Linked DNA regions of Homo sapiens: region 2 is linked to region 1. Evidence: read pairs that join two places in POLR2A ChIA-PET (ENCODE). Cell type or tissue: Panc1. All regions are shown on one strand.

Evidence for each region. ChIA-PET counts read pairs that join two places held together with the same protein. Peaks named below come from ENCODE experiments on the same cell type or tissue, not always from the same donor. Only the 100,000 strongest peaks of a DNase experiment are listed, where the experiment ranks them.
Region 2: POLR2A ChIA-PET joins it to region 1 with 10 read pairs; 1 of 35 experiments calls an interaction of 5 or more read pairs at or near these places.

Annotation. Positions count from the first base shown.
Region 1 is chr7:3,524,721-3,532,720 of GRCh38, forward strand. All of the region lies in intron 1 of SDK1 (sidekick cell adhesion molecule 1), which reads left to right. Among named protein-coding and RNA genes, the nearest start is that of SDK1-AS1, 180 kb to the left of the region's middle. In Panc1, no CTCF peak of the experiment used is centred here; no DNase peak of the experiment used is centred here; H3K27ac peaks cover 2,597 bases.
Region 2 is chr7:3,641,858-3,649,857 of GRCh38, forward strand. It overlaps SDK1 (sidekick cell adhesion molecule 1), which reads left to right. Exons shown (of 45, transcript NM_152744.4): 4 at 101-248. Among named protein-coding and RNA genes, the nearest start is that of SDK1-AS1, 290 kb to the left of the region's middle. In Panc1, a CTCF peak has its summit at 7,552; no DNase peak of the experiment used is centred here; H3K27ac peaks cover 1,088 bases.

The sequences.
Region 1 (8,000 bases):
TGAGAAGTCTGTTAGGTAGCCAGAAGGAACTGTTGCACAGGCATTTCGATGTACAAATCTGGAGTTATACTCTGTAGAGGTCCAGATTAGAAAAAAAATTGGAGGGTCATCAATCTAACAAAAGGTTTAAAAACTGTGGGAATGTACTGGGTGCAGTGAGTCACATCTGTAATCCCAGCAGAAATGAAGATCATGCTGTAAGAGAGTGGGATTACAATTGACCTCCCCATGTCTCAGGTTCCACATGCACAGATTCAACCAATTGTGGATCAGAAATAGGTGGAAAAAAACCAATACAACAATAGAAATAATACAAGTAAAAAAATATAACTATTTACGTAGCATTTACACTGTATTAGGTACTATAAGTAACCCAGTGATGATTGGAAGTGTACAGGAGGATGTGCATGGGTTATTTGTAAATACTATGCCATTTCCTATCTGGGACTTGAGCATCTGAGGTTTTGGGTATTCTTGGTGGGCCCTGGAACCAATGCCCGTGGATCCCAAGGGATGACTGTATGCCTGTACGTGATGATGGGCCTCTCTCCATGAATTTAAGTCACCAGGACTGGGTTTGGGGAGTGTCAGCTCATTTTCTGCCTGTTTATCAGCAGACACAGATGGGGTAGTTTTCTCACTTGCACCTACGGAAAATCCTCCTTGCTCCTGGGGTTGTTTGACTCAGTGTCTCCCTTTTCTTGTGTCTGGGAGGTTGATGGCATAGTACATTTACTCCCCAAGTAGTCTGTGAGTGTGGTTGGTTAAGGTGGCTGAACTGAACTCGGCATCTCCCAGCACCACCAACCTGGAAAGTGTTTTTGGTAGGTGCTGTGTGTACAACATCCTTCTGATTGCAAAGGCCTGTACTCTAGCATTAGGTCGGGTTAATTCCTGTCAGGTCTTTTTTTTCTCTTAGAGCCCCATTTCTAATGAAGGGATTAATTTGGCAGGTGATATCAACTTGCAAGCCAAATTTAGAGTTGATTTTCCAAATGACTTCTCCCAAATGCCCTATTATTTCCTGTCTCCATTGTAAAATATTTCTTCTTCCTGGAATTCTCTAACTCCCTCTTCTTTGAGAAATAAAAAAATATCAATTTTAGTGTAATAATTTGTCTTATTTAATTTTGTTACTTAAATATCATTCACATTTTACCAAGCACTTAAAATTTGGATAGGAATAGAGATTGAGATAATATAGCTCTACTCTCAGGTAATTCACATTGTGGGCCAGGCGCCGTGGCTCACACCTGTAATCTTAGCACTTTGGGAGGCTGAGGCAGGTGGAATCACCTGAGGTCGGGAGTTTGAGACCAGCCTAACCAACATGCAGAAACCCTGTCTCTACTAAAAATACAAAATTAGCGGGGTGTGATGGTGCATGCCGGTAATCCCAGCTATTCAGGAGCTGAGGCAGGAGAATTGCTTGAACCCAGGAGGTGGAGGTTGCTGTGAGCCGAGATCGCATCACTGAACTCCAGCCTGGGAGACAGAGCGAGACTCCGTCGCAAAAAAAGAAAAAAAAAAATCACACTGTGACCTTTATAGGATATCTTTTTACTGTCCAGTTTTACATATAATTTACCATGGATTTTTTAATTAGGATACCTATTTTATTGTAATCTGGCAATATTTTTCACATATTGGAGATAATTTTTGAAGTCAGTTCTTTGTCTATGATATATTATAACTTCCATTTAATAATCATTGGTTTTAGATTGGAATTGTGTCAGCTCCCTTTCTATAACATATAGTTTCCATGTATAAAGTAATCTGAGTATATATCTTATGTGTGAGTGTGTCTCTGAATTTTTTTCATTGCAGATAGTTTGGTGGAATTCTATTTTTAGTTATGTTTTTTCTCCATCACTTTGCTTGGGAACGCTGGATGAAGTGGTTACTTTCATTTCTCTTTTTCACCATCATGATTGTTTCCTGCAGTCCCATTTATTTTTGTCAAGTTTTTCTTCATGCCATCAATCTGTCTCATTTGTGTATCTGTTCTGTTTCTTTTTCTTTTTTCACAGCTGCGAAGAGCCATGGATGGTCTTTTATTTGGTTGGTTTTCATTCCTGATGCATATACAAACCACTAGAGTATGCATTTTTGAATCTTATATATATCTTCCAGATTTAGCTTTATATTATGAAGATATTTGTCATTTGGGCAGCTGAGAAAGGCTTTTTCCTTGAGACACTCTCTGCTTACCTTTTATAATGTTCAGACAGGAGGTTGTCAGTTAACTTGCTATAAATCTACCTTCAGCTTCAGTGTGATATAATTATATAAGTTCTATTATTAATGATGCATTTCTGGTTTGGTCTGCTCTTGATAGTGCTAGTGGTCACCAGCCCTGCTATTTTGGCATTTATAGTGAGCACATATCTTCTGATAATTATATTTCTCTTTTATAAAATGTTTTATATACACATTTCTTTTAATGTGTCAGCATAGCAAATATTTTCCAAATGTCCACAACGTCTGAGGCATTGTTGTAAGCAATGGGAATGCTATGGTAAATAAGATGCCATATACAAATTACATTCTAGTGTGGGAGAGAGACAGCAAGTAAGAAAGACACTTGATAGAGCTGCAGAGTGTTGAGTACTGTGAAGAACACGAAGCGCGATGTGAACGTGGAGATGAAGGCATGTGCTGTGGTCATGGAAGGCCTTTTGGGGGAAGTGACTTTCAAGCAGAGACCTGATTGATATGATGCCATGAAGGGCAGTTTAGGGAAGGGAGCAGCAAGTCAAGAGGCCCTGAGGCTGGAGTGTCTCAGGGCCAGCAAGAAGGTCAGAGTGCCTGGATGATAGTTGGCTAGTGGGTGAGTGGTAGGAGTTGAGGCTGGATCATAGCCAGTTAGAGGGTGAGTGGTAGGAGATGAGGTTGGATGATAGTCAGCTAGGGGGTGAGTGGTGGGAGGTGAGGTTGGAGGGATAGCCGGTTAGCAGGTGAGTGGTGGGAGGTGAGGCTGGATGATAGCCAACTAGGGGGTGAGTGGTAGGAGGTAAGGTTGGATGATAGCTAGGGGGTGAGTAGTGGTAGGTGAGGTTGGATCATAGCCAGCTAGAGGGTGAATGTTAGGAGGTAAGGTTGGATGATAGTCAGCTAGGGGGTGAGTGGTGGGAGGTGAGGCTGGATGATAGTCAGCTAGAGAGTGAATGGTAGGAGGTAAGGTTGGATCATGGCCAGCTAGGGGGTGAATGGTAGGAGGTAAAGTTGGATGATAGCTAGCGGGTGAGTGGTGGGAGGTGAGGCTGGGTGTCAGTTAGCTAGGGGTTGAGTGGTGGGAAGTAATGTTGGATGATAGTCAGCTAGGGGTTGAGTGGTGGGAGGTGAGGTTGGATCATAGCCAGCTAGGGGGTGAAGGGTAGGAGGTAAGGTTGGATCATAGCCAGCTACGGGGTGAATGGTAGGAGGTAAGGTTGGATGACAGTCAGCTAGGGGGTGAGTGGTGGGAGGTGAGGCTGGGTGTCAGTTAGCTAGGGGGTGGGTGGTGGGAGGTAATGTTGGATGATATTCAGCTAGGGGGTGAGTGGTAGGAGGTGAGGTTGGATCATAGCCAGCTAGGGGGTGAATGGTAGGAGGTAAGGTTGGATGATCGTCAGCTGGGGGTTGAGTGGTGGGAGGTGAGGCTGGGTGTCAGCTAGGGGGTGAGTGGTGGGAGGTGAGCCTGGAAAGGTAGCAGAAGTGATCCAGGATCCTAAGGTGTGAGAAAGTGCTTAGATTTTATTGATTTTCTTTTAGGCATAAGAGAAGGCCATGGAGGATTTTGAGTAGGGTTGGGCTGTAAGCGTGTTTGCATTTATTTACAAAAAGATTACTCTCCTTGCTGTCTGGAGAATCAACCATAGGATTGCAAGAGAGATCACGTAGGAGATTCTCATAACAATCTTTGTAAGTGATGAAGGCAGCTTGGATTGTAGGATCACCCTGAAAATGGTGAGAAGTGGCAGGGCTTGGGTTTTATTTTGAAGGCGTAATACACAGGACTTGATAATGGATTAGATCTGCAGAATGAGGGAAAGAGGTGAACCTACATTTTGCCCTGAGCAATGGGGTGAATTGTGCTATTTATGAAAAAGTGGAAGACTCAGAGAGAGAGGTAGGTTTGGGGCTGAAAATGAGCCCCATTTGGGCTTTTTATGGGCTCTTCCTGATCTCCTTCTCTCCCCTTGCTTTTGAGGTATTACCAGCTACAGGGGCTGAAGAAGGAGCAATCAGGCCAGGGTTTAAAGGGGCACTGGGACTGAGCCAGGGAGGTAGCTAGCATGAGTGGTAAGTTGTTTACATGCAGGGGATTGAACAAATAAGTAAATATATTGAGGGTAAAGGGAACTAGGTTTATCATCAACAGATAAGGGATTTATAAATGTGGAAAGGGGAAAGATTAAAAAGAACCTTGAGGTGTTAGACTAGAATTGGAAGTATTAATGTAAACACATGGTTTTGGAAACATGTATATATAGGTGATAATATAGAGACACACTCATATACACACCCAGAAGGCCTAGGAGCAGTCAATCACTTATCAGCAGTGAGTTTGCCAACTGCCTAGATTCTGGTTTGTAAATTCCATCCTCTACTAAAAGGGAAGGGAACCAAGGCTCCTTGAAGGAATAGTTAATTCCAGGATAAGTACAAAATGACCTTGGAAAACTATCTGTGCTAGAAAGTAAGGAAACACTCAGAATGATGGGAGCCTTTCAAGTTACAGGTCCCAGCTTGAAGGGACTCTCACTGGCCAAATTTTGGACAATTTGAGCAAGAGAGTAAATGATGGCGATGGATATACATTAAATAAATGGGAGAGAAGCAAAGTTTGTTGTTGTTGTTGTTGTTGTTGTTTACGGTAGAATGGCTGAGGAAGGAAGGAGTAATGGAGTGAAAAAAATCACCATTTGGCAACCACTGTGGTGGTGGTTGGTTCAAGTGGTAGTTATTAATAGACACTAACGTTGGTGTGAGGATGTTTGATGAGAAACAGAATATTGATGTAGTCTTGAGATATCTCCCCCAAAACATGTATTAATTACAGAGGGAGAGCTGGTGACCAGGTGGTCGAGGGGTGGGCTATGCTCACATCACGTGCCTCCCAAGGAGAAATACTGAGATGGGCACCGCATCCTTGCTGACAAAATTGTATTCCTGACGACATCCCAGCCTGAGTCTGGGTACGAGAAAACACTGACAGACTCTGGTTAGGGGACGTGGCAGAGAGGGACAGGCCTGAACTCTTACTATTATGTGATAAGTACCTTTGTGGATACAAGTCTGTATTTAAGAGTATTCCTTAGAATAGAGTTCTAAGAATGTAGTAACTAGATCAAAGAACAAGAAATTTTAAAGACTCTCAAAAAGTATAATCAAATTATGTCCCTAAACCTAGCACCAATTTATATCCACACTAGTCATACATAAAAAGGACCCATTATATTAGCTCAAAATAGCAGTGAGTTTATTTGCACACATTTTAAAATAAAGATACAATAAACCATAGAGCCTTAGAAACGACCCATTTCAACTTGCCTGAGAGTAGGAATTAGATATTTCTGATGCAAGAATATCATCTGTGGTATCCTTCACAGATGTTCCTCCCACCCCCCGCATAAACATTTTCAATGAAAGTTTATGGATTTTATGTGTTTCATGGTGGCTAAATGATTATTAAAATTTTAGGGCTTCCCAAATTACTAAAGGAAAATTTGTCTTTTGTAATGTTATTAACCTGTGCAATAACCTACAGAAAACATCTACTGATAATGGGTTCTCAAAATGTAAGGAGTTGATAGAACTTAAAAATTCACTCATGCTTTGTAAAAGAAAAATATATTGATAGAATGAACAACAGAAGGAGTAAATAGCATTTCTGTTGTTTATTTGTGATAACATTAAAAATACTTTCACATAGATAGGCATGTGAAATATATTATGTATTAATATTTCAGAATTATTGTGAATATGAAGTTAGCTTATGTACATAAATAAGGAAAATGTAGGCCAAGGTAGCTAAATGCAAACACAGAATATCAGCATTCATTTACCTCAGGAGAAGTTACTAGTGAGTCTTTGAATTTCATCTGTGAAACAATTTGTGTGATAACATATTTTCTGAAAGAATTAATCACTTATTTCCCTATGCATAAAAACATTGTCCACAAGTATCCATAGGTCAAGTCTAAATATCATTAAAATTTGATTTGCAGTGAGAAGTCTTTATCGTATAGTTGATAACGTCTGTTGAATTTTCATTGATTTGGAAATGATGTGGCTTGTGTTTGGAATTAAGCTATTAGAATATTCTGTCACTATAACTCTGCTTCATATACCAGTGAAGAAATCATCATTCATTTAAGAGTCTAACAAGATTTGACTAATATGAACTCTGCTTTGAATTTTGGACATGTTCCTGATTGTCACACCAGAATACCACCCTCAAACTACATAGGGTTTGCAGTTGATCTTCAGTGTGGAACTTTTGATAAGTTCACGTTTTTACTTGATCACATCGAGCATATTTGGGGTTGATCTTTATCTGTACGCTATGCTAATGCTTAACATAAGTCCTTTATTTACCCTTGGTTTTGTATTGAAATGTTCACGCTTATTTCGACTTAGGTTATTTAGTAGTAAGAAATATGACAGACATTATCTTCATTTGAAAAATAAGCATTTGAAAATTTAAATTTTTTATTTTCTTAAATTTTGCATATTGAATTTAGCTACCATGTCCTTTGGACTTTTTCACTGAGACCCCAGTTTTCCCAGCCATATTCCGAGTCCAGCCCAGTAGAGAATGTAGTTTGGTTAGAACATAGTGTGTAAGTAATTAAATTTGTGCCACTACCTAAGTATGTCTCAGATAGTCAAAAATAAGTGATACAATGTATTCATTATTTGCTATCAGCCATACTATTTTCTCCCACATTAGTGTAGGTTATTGATTCCATTATCTATTTTTGTCGCCTCACCTAGGTAATGACAATAAAGTGATACATGGGAGAGTTTATTCTTAGAAAAGGAATGATTTTGGGTTACTATTTATGATGCTTATCTGAACAATGTAAAGTGTTACAGAGTCATATTTTAAATATACAAAGAGTTCATAAGGAATACTTTGCGGTTCAGGTAAAAATAAGCTGTCTAGAAATTAAGTAGGCTTTTGTTTTAAACTTGATTCATTTATTTGTACTAAAGTAGCAGGTTCAGTAACACACCATTTATCTGGTCATTTTCCAGAATAAGATGGAATTTTCCAGGTAACTGATCATAAATTAGTTTTCCAGGTAACTGAATCTTAAACTTCAAGGACTGAAATCCTATAAATTTAACTATTGTTGATGGAAATTTTTGTAGAACATACTTTCTACCTTCTTACTTTTCTGTATCTTTTCAATCAGAGGATACTCAATAAAATTTGATCTGTTTTCTGGCTCAGGACTACTGTTTTTTCCACCTCCAGTACCTCTTCTTTCTCCCTTAATGAGTTTGCTTTTTATTCCCAGTGGCTTGTGAACCCAAAGTTGTTAGGAATTGTTGTTTCTGGTAAGCCAGGATCCAGGGAGGCTCAGAGTGAGGGTGTAGGGAAGAAAGAGTATTCTTTAATGTTGGTCTTTTTTATTAGTTGTTATCAGGCATTCACATCTTCCCACTTTGGTTCTGGCTTTGGCGCTTTGCTCTGGAAGGCTGCTTAATGGGAGGTCACTGACTCCTGGTACGTTAGGTCTCACCTGGTAGCTTTGCCTCCTCTTCATGGTGGAGTAAATTGAGCCCTGAGAGTATCATGGGAATCACTCAAGCTCACACACACTAAGTAGTGATGGAACCCTGGGTTTAAGACCCAAGTCTTCTGTCTGCAAGTCTAGTGTTTTCCTACTATAACTGTCATGTTAACTCCAGGTCATTATTAGGAACATAGTTAGTAGTCTTGATAAATAAAGAAGGCTCTGTTATTTCTTAGTGGGATTCTTGCCTCTCACTTTCTTACCTATGTT
Region 2 (8,000 bases), 120 kb after region 1:
TCAGTGACTTTACTGTAACACTTACCTGTTTCCATCTGTGACCCCTTCCCTCCCCCAAAAATGTTTTCTAGAACTTGAAAGCACTTCTTTTTCTCTGCAGATATGGGAAGTTTCATGGATACGGACCAGAGGAAAACAGTTTCTCAAGGACGTGCAGCGATTCTAAACCTGCTGCCCATCACCAGCTACCCCAGACCTCAAGTGACTTGGTTTAGAGAAGGGCACAAGATTATTCCAAGCAACAGAATGTAAGTTGCTCCAAACGTTAAAGCTTCAAATACAATTGTAATGTCACTTGCTGGCACCATCTACACAGTAAGTGTACCAATTAAGGTTACCGATGATTTAAAAAGAGCAAACTAGTCTAGGAGTCCTATCCTAATTTTTAATAAACAGCTATTTGAGGACTGGCTTGAATATTTTTAACCAGTTTAAGCAAATAACTGTCTAATATTATTCTTCAGAATGTTGCATGCCCTAAAACTAAAGCAGCCTTACCCAACTTTGCAGTCCATTTTTTTCTTTTCTGAGTGTACTTTTTAAGATGTCATTGTCATCCCTGAGTTGGGTTTGCCTCCTAGTACTAATTTAATGAGTGCTGGTATTTACTTACAGTGCTGTGGGGTTTTTTTTCCCCCTCCTTTTATTGAGCCATGTTTGATACTGCTTTCTCTGACGATAAAACAGTAATTACTGCTTATTTCTCTTTATCCTTTTATCCTACCATGACAGTTTTATTTCTCTTCATCTAATTAGTGGTTCACCCATCTATTGCAGAATAGTTGCTTTGTGATTAGTTAGGCAAGAACATCTTGAAATAATGCTTATCTCACATTCAAGATATTTATCTAATGCCCGACAGGTTTTCTTCACTTGGAGCTTTAAGTGATTAAAAAGAACACTTGGTATATATTTCATAACTGGACATTTTACAACCTAATTTAAAGACAATATTCCAAACATAAAGGTTTCAAGGCTGAACATTTCCAGAAGAATCATGAAATGCTATAAGCTTAGGCCAGAAGTCAGATATTTATGCCATCCAGTGGTTGCACTCAGATAAAAATTCATCAGGAGCAAATACTATTGTTGTGCTTTTTCAAAAAGAATATGTGTGAGGTCATTTGCCAAATAGATTTTACATCTAACTGTGAAAGTCACTGTGGGAACCCACCTGCTCTCTCCCCTACCTGAGCATCTGTGGAATCCCTTCCCGAAGCCTTGTGATTCTCATCTCCAACCCTACCTGAGCATCTGTGGAATCCTTTCGCTAAATCTCATGATTCTCCTCTCCACCCCTACCTGAGCATCTGTGGAATCCCTTCCTGAAGGCTCATGATTCTTGTCTCCCACCCCTACCTGAGCATCTGTGGAATCCCTTCCCTAAACCTCATGATTCTCATCTACCTGAACATCTGTGGAATCCTTTCCCTAAACCTCGTGATTCTCATCTCCCACCCCTACCTGAGCATCTGTGGAATCCTTTCCCTAAACCTGGTGATTCTCGTCTCCCACCCCCACCTGAGCATCTGTGGAATCCCTTCCCTAAAGCTGTTGATTCTCGTCTCCTACCCCCACCTGAGCATCTGTGGAATCCTTCCCCTAAACCTGGTGATTCTCCTCTCCCACTCCCACCTGAGCAACTGTGGAATTCCTTCCGTAAACCTCGTGATTCTTGTCTCCACCCCCACCTGAGCATCTGTGGAGTCCCTTCCCTAAACCTGGTGATTCTCCTCTCCCACCCCCACCTGAGCATCTGTGGAATCCCTTCCCTAAGCCTCCTGATTCTCTTCTCCCATCCCCACCTGAGCATCTGTGGAATCCCTTCCCTAAACCTCATGATTCTCATCTCCCACCCCTACCTGAGCATCTGTGGAATTCCTTCCCTAAACCTGGTGATTCTCCTCTCCCACCCCCACCTGAGCATCTGTGGAATCCTTTCCCTAAGCCCCATGTCTCCAGTCTTCTAGTTCTGGACCAGGATCTGGCTGGAACCTAAATAATAATAATTATTATTATTACTATTAATAATTATATAATACTTATAATTAATAATTATTATTTTGAGACAGAGTCCCTCTGTCACCCAGGCTGAGGTACAGTGGCGTGATCTCAGCTCACTGCAACCTTTCCCTCCCAGGTTCAAGCGATTCTCCTGCCTCAGCCTCCTGAGTAGCTGGGACTGCAGGTGTGTGTCACCATCCCCGGCTAATTTTTGTGTTTTTAGCAGAGGTGAGGTTTTACCATGTGTCCAGGCTAGTCTCGAAGTCCTTACCTCAAATGATCCACCTGCCTCGGCCTCCCAAAGTGCTGGGATTACAGGCATGAGCCACCACTTAAGCTTATTTCACAAATGTTTCTATTTTGGTTATTGGGAACAAAAATTTATATATATATATATATATATATGCATGCAGCATATTTTAAAATTCTAGTAAAAATACCAGTTACCTTAGAAGATGGGATAATTGCTATCCTTTTTTCTTTATTTAATTACAAGTTACTTAGGTATCCACCTTTATATTGATTCCAATAATAAAAGATGCCTCGAGTTTCGATGAAACAAAAATGAAGGATCAATTTTTCATTCTTAGTAGACTGTTAGGCTTTAAAAAGGCAGGTAAGGGCCATTTGCGGTGGCTTGTTCCTGTAATCTCGGCACTTTAGGATGCTGATTGCTTGAGTTTAAAGCAATCTGGAGTTTAAAAACAGCCTGGGCAACATACTGAAACCTTATCTCTACTGAAAATTAAAAAAAAATAGCTGGGTGTGGTGGCACGAACCTGTATTTCTAGCTATTTGCTACTTGGGAGGCTGAGGTAGGAAGATAGCTTGAGGCCAGAAGTTGGAGGTTGCAGTGAGCTACGATGGTGCCACTGTACTCCAGCCTGGGTGACAGAGCAAGACCCTGTCTCCAAAAAAAAAAAAAAAAAAACAAAAAACAACAACAACGGCGGGGCAGGGGGTGGCAGGCAAGATACATTCTTGTATAAATATTCTAGAAGTTTCCAGTGCTGACCACAGTATGACCAGGCAAACTTAGGATAAATGTTGGGGGAGAATTGGTACCAGGGATGGGGGGAGTTAGATTGAATTAGGCTTTCCTCTCAAGCACTGGAGCTTTTAATTAACGTCAGTGGCAGCAAAATTCATGGTGGAAGAATTCTTTCAACTTAGCAGCAAATAAGTCTGTATTAATCTACCTGTTAACCTGTGTTCTCACTATATGCATGAGACAGCACTTATTCACGAGTATGACAGGGTATAGAATGAAAGAACTTAATTTCATAAATTTTTTAAACTTGCAAATACATGCTAAAGCCTGTTTAATTCCTGGTGAGCTAATAAAGTAAAGATGCTAGAAGGGCTTTAACTTGGTGTAATATCAAACAAATGGTCTGCTTACAAGCATGAAGCTGTTGGTAAATCTCTAATCTCAGGAAAATAATGCAGTATACCATTTTTTAAAGAGATGAGATGAGGCTGATTATGGATATTTACACTTTTACAAGGCCCTTTAGTTTCGTATTTTCCACCTCATCATCACCCCAAGTCTATTAAGTACCTGCTGTGCAAGATTACATAAATCAGTATGGATATGTGTTTTTCTCCACAAATTTATACATCGTCCAAAGACATATAGCTTTCACATCCCAAGTACACTGATTTGATCTTTACAAATTATATGAATATTAAATGATCACATGTACCCTGAAACTATGTACATCTATTATGCACTAATAAAAAGTTTACCTGTTTAAAAATTAAAAAATCTAGATGCGAAAACCCAATATATTGCTTTCCATGTCTAAGAAAGTACAGTTTTTGACTGAAGATGGGAGGGTATCTCTGCATTCCTCGCACCCACGGGATTGGTAGCACAAGTCAGATGGCATCATATTTGTTATATACCCACAGAGATGCCATTTAAAAACTAGAGCATTTGACTCAAGGTGCTTCCCACATATTGAAATGCAGGTGAAGTTTCTGCACCTATTTTTTTTTTATTTTTATTTTTTGAGATGGAGTCTTGTTCTGTTGCCCAGGCTGGAGTGCAGTGGCCCAATCTAGGCTCACTGCAACCTCTGCCTCCCGAGGTCAAGCGATGTTCCTACCTCAGCCTCCTGAGTAGCTGAGATTACAGGCGCACCCCACTATGCCCAGCTGATTTTTGTCTTTTTAGTAGAGATGGGGTTTCACCATGCTGGCCAGGCTGGTCTCGAACTCCTGACCTTGTGATCCACCCACCTCGGCCTCCCAGAGTGCTGGGATTATAGGCGTGAGCCACCACACCCAGCCTTTCTGCACCTATTTTTAACCTCCTTGTGTGAGTTTGGTTCCCTAATACGTGCACCTTTGTCATGTGGTGAAAGCAGTTCATTTTCTCTCCCCACCTCCATGTTTAAACATTACCTCATTATCTGCCTTTAAAATGTGGGCTTTAGGCTTATAATTAAATGATTTTTTTTTTCATTTTCAAGGGAAACAGTAAGTCTAATGTTTTCTAACTTGAAAAATAAGTTGAATATCCTATTAATAATCTTAACAGGAGCTATTATTTATTGAGTACCTACTTTAAACATATCTTCTCTAATCCTCACAATTGCCTTCTGAGGCAGGTATAATTAGCTCTATGTATAGTTATCAGAATGGAAGATTATGGATGTTAAATTACTTACCCCAGGGCCCCCAGCCAATACACACAGAGCCAGGGTTCACACCCGGGTCTGCCTGACACTCAGTCTCATGCTCACTTCTGGATCAGCCTGATTCTTTCCACTTTATTGGCTGATAATTTTTTATGTTTTTGATTATTTTTTCCATACATTGCTCTAGTCTTTCTCATCATTTAGAAGACCAGCTTTCAACTTGAAAAGACATGGATTAACCTGGGTTTGCATAGAGGGGTTGAAAAGTGTCAGAGGCTGGTATGTTTTGAAAGTAGAGACAATCTACAATTATCTCAGATACTATGTTTAATTAAAAATAGGTGGAAAAGGTTAAATACCTTATGATTCCACTCACACAAGATAATTAGAGTAGTCAAATTCATAGAGACAGAAAGCAGAACATTGGTTGCCAGGGACTTGGGGGAAGGAGGGAGTGGGGAGTTATGTTTAATGGGTACAGAGTTTCACAAGATGGAAAGATGTGCTGAAGATGGATGATGGTGATGATCGCACAACAGTGTGAATGCACTTAATGCCACTAACTATACTTAAAAGTGGTTAAAATAATTAATCTTAGGCCACGGATGGTGGCTCACACCTGTACTCCCAGCGCTCTGGGAGGCCAAAGCAGGAGGATGGCTTGAGCCCAGTAGCTTGAAGCTGCAGTGAGCTGTGATCACGCTATAGCAGTCTAGCCTGGATGGTAAAGTGAGACCCTCTCTCTATTTTTTAAATTATATTTTACCACGATTTTAATTGTCTTTTTTTTTCCAAAACAAAAAATAACGTCTTCCAAAGACTTCCCACTGTGTACAGATTAAAATCCAGATTCCTTCCCACATTCTGGGGCTACAGGGCCAGAGTCTCTTGCAGTTTAGCAAATACATCAAGCTCTTTTCTGTTTTGAAAGTTGGAGACAGTCTTGCTCTGTCTCCCATGCTGGAGTGAAGTTGAAGTGGCATGATCTCAGCTCACTGCAACCTCCAACTCCAGGGCTCAAATGATTTTCGTGCTTCAGCCTCCAGAGCACCTGGGATTACAGGCGTGCGCCACTATGCCTGGCTATTTTTTTTTGTATTTTTATTGGAGACTTTGTTTCACCATGTTGCCCAGGCTGGTCTCGAACTCCTGACTTCAGGCAATCCACCCGCCTCTGCCTCCCAAAGTGCTGGGATTACAGACCACCGTGCCCGGCCAGTTTTAGGTGGTTTTGACCACCTAAAATGTTTTTGTTTTTCTACCTACATTTGGCCTCTTGGTATGCATAGGAGATACACAGTGCTGGAATGGCTGGATGAATGAATGTGAAGAAAAGTCGTGTAATGTCCACAGACATCTTCAGCAGAAGGGGAAAAAAAATGAGAACAAACCTCAAGGAAAAACGCTGTTGATGAGGCAGAAAAAATATCTTGGAAAGACGAACAGTATATTGAGAGAATTGAAAATAAGTTATATTCAGAATTTGAATAGGTAATTACAGGTTTTATCTGAGAAGTTGAAAACCCCATACATTTATTTTTCTGATTTACTGAGTCCAAAGTTTGCTATCTTTGCATATCAAAGATGAGCTTAGCTTTGTCATATAAATACAGTCTAATTTGATAATAAAATTGTTCTGTGTTATTTTGGTTTAGATATATTTTCTTTATTTCCATTTATTTCTCAAAATATGAAATGTGAATATCGATGCCATGCTGTACTTCTCTTTCCTCCACGACGTTATTTATGTTGGTAGTTATCAGATTAGAACACAAAATCTTAACTCTGTACAGTGCCATTCTTGTGCTTAATTGCAGGTTCTTGTGCTCAAATTGCATCCTGTAGCCTACCTGACAGGAATGTGCAAGCACAAGTATTCTTGAATGTTTTTTTCCTGGAAATGCAAAGTTTATAGATGAATGTTTCAAACCTTCAGTCAGCTTTGCAATAGACAACTTGCCAGTAATGATCTGGATTGTGAAGTATGGGCAGTAAACAGCATCCCAGGTGACTCAGAAACAGTCTGATTCATAATTGTCCATGCTTAAATACTTGAACATCCATTAACTTATTACCATTTCATTTCAATTTCTTCAAGAAAGATTTGTTTAAATTAGCGCTTGCATTGGAAGTCACAACTTAATGCTCGAATGAAGTAGATCTGGTTGTAATAATGTTTTTATAGTTAACTAGGCTTTCAAAATAATGTGCTTTTAAAATTTTATATTTTATAGGCATTTTGTGAATGTTTATAGAGTATATGTGTGAACCGAGCCATATTTGGTATAAGTAAAACAGACGAGTAGATACGGGTTCCAGGCCTGCTTTCACCGTAATTCTGACCTTGGGAAAATTACTTATTCTCCCTTTGCCTCCATTTTGCCATGTCGATGAAAAGGGTTTTCTAATCACTTCTGCAATCCTTTCTGGTATTAATGTTCAGTGCTGCTGTTAAGGAAGGGGGTGCCATGGCAGTTGTTCTTCCCCTCCCTCTCTTTCTTCCTTCATGCATCCATGGACATTTCCTGAGCACTTAATTAGTGCCAGCCACTGTTCTGCTTGCCAGGGACAGAAAGGGGAATTGAGGCATCCCACGTGTGCCCCTCAGTGGGTGTGTTCTGATATGAAGCAGGTAATACACAGGACACTTTGGGGTGAGGGTCGTGCTGCCACGCTGAGAAGACATGGATGGGTGGGAAGAGAGTCCTAAGCTGGAGGGGGTTGAATTGAGTGACTAAGGACAGGTCCTCTGTGGAGGTGACATTTTAAAAAACACCTTATAGAGTTATAATTTGTATATAACAAAATGCGCATTTTCAAAGTTCATAGATGGATGAATTTCAATAAATATGTGCACAGAAGAAATTGCCATCCCAATCAAGAGAGTTCGTGGGCCCCTCCTGCTGTTGGTATGCATTCCTGCAGCTCTGCCCTCCTGCTTGTCTAATTTCTATTACTGCAGGCTAGATGACCTGCTCTAGAATTTCACACAAATGACATCATTGAATATGAAATCCTTTTTCTAGCTTCATTCATTCAACATCATTTCTGTGGTATTCTCAATGTGATCCTTAATAATAATAATAATTAATGATTTTTGAGTGCCAGGCACTGTTTTAAGGATTTTATTTATAACAATTCACTTAATCTTCACGGCAGCCCAGCGGTTTAGTACTGTTATTATCGTGGCTTTCCTGATGAGAACTAAGGCAGAGAGAGGCCAGCAGTTGGCCGGCGTGGGAGCCACTTGACTCCTAAGTCCACACCGTTCCACCGTGTATATGAGGCTGTTCTCCCAGGTTAATGTCTGCAAGATGGGAAGGAGCCAGCCCTGTAGAGCCCCAGAGGATG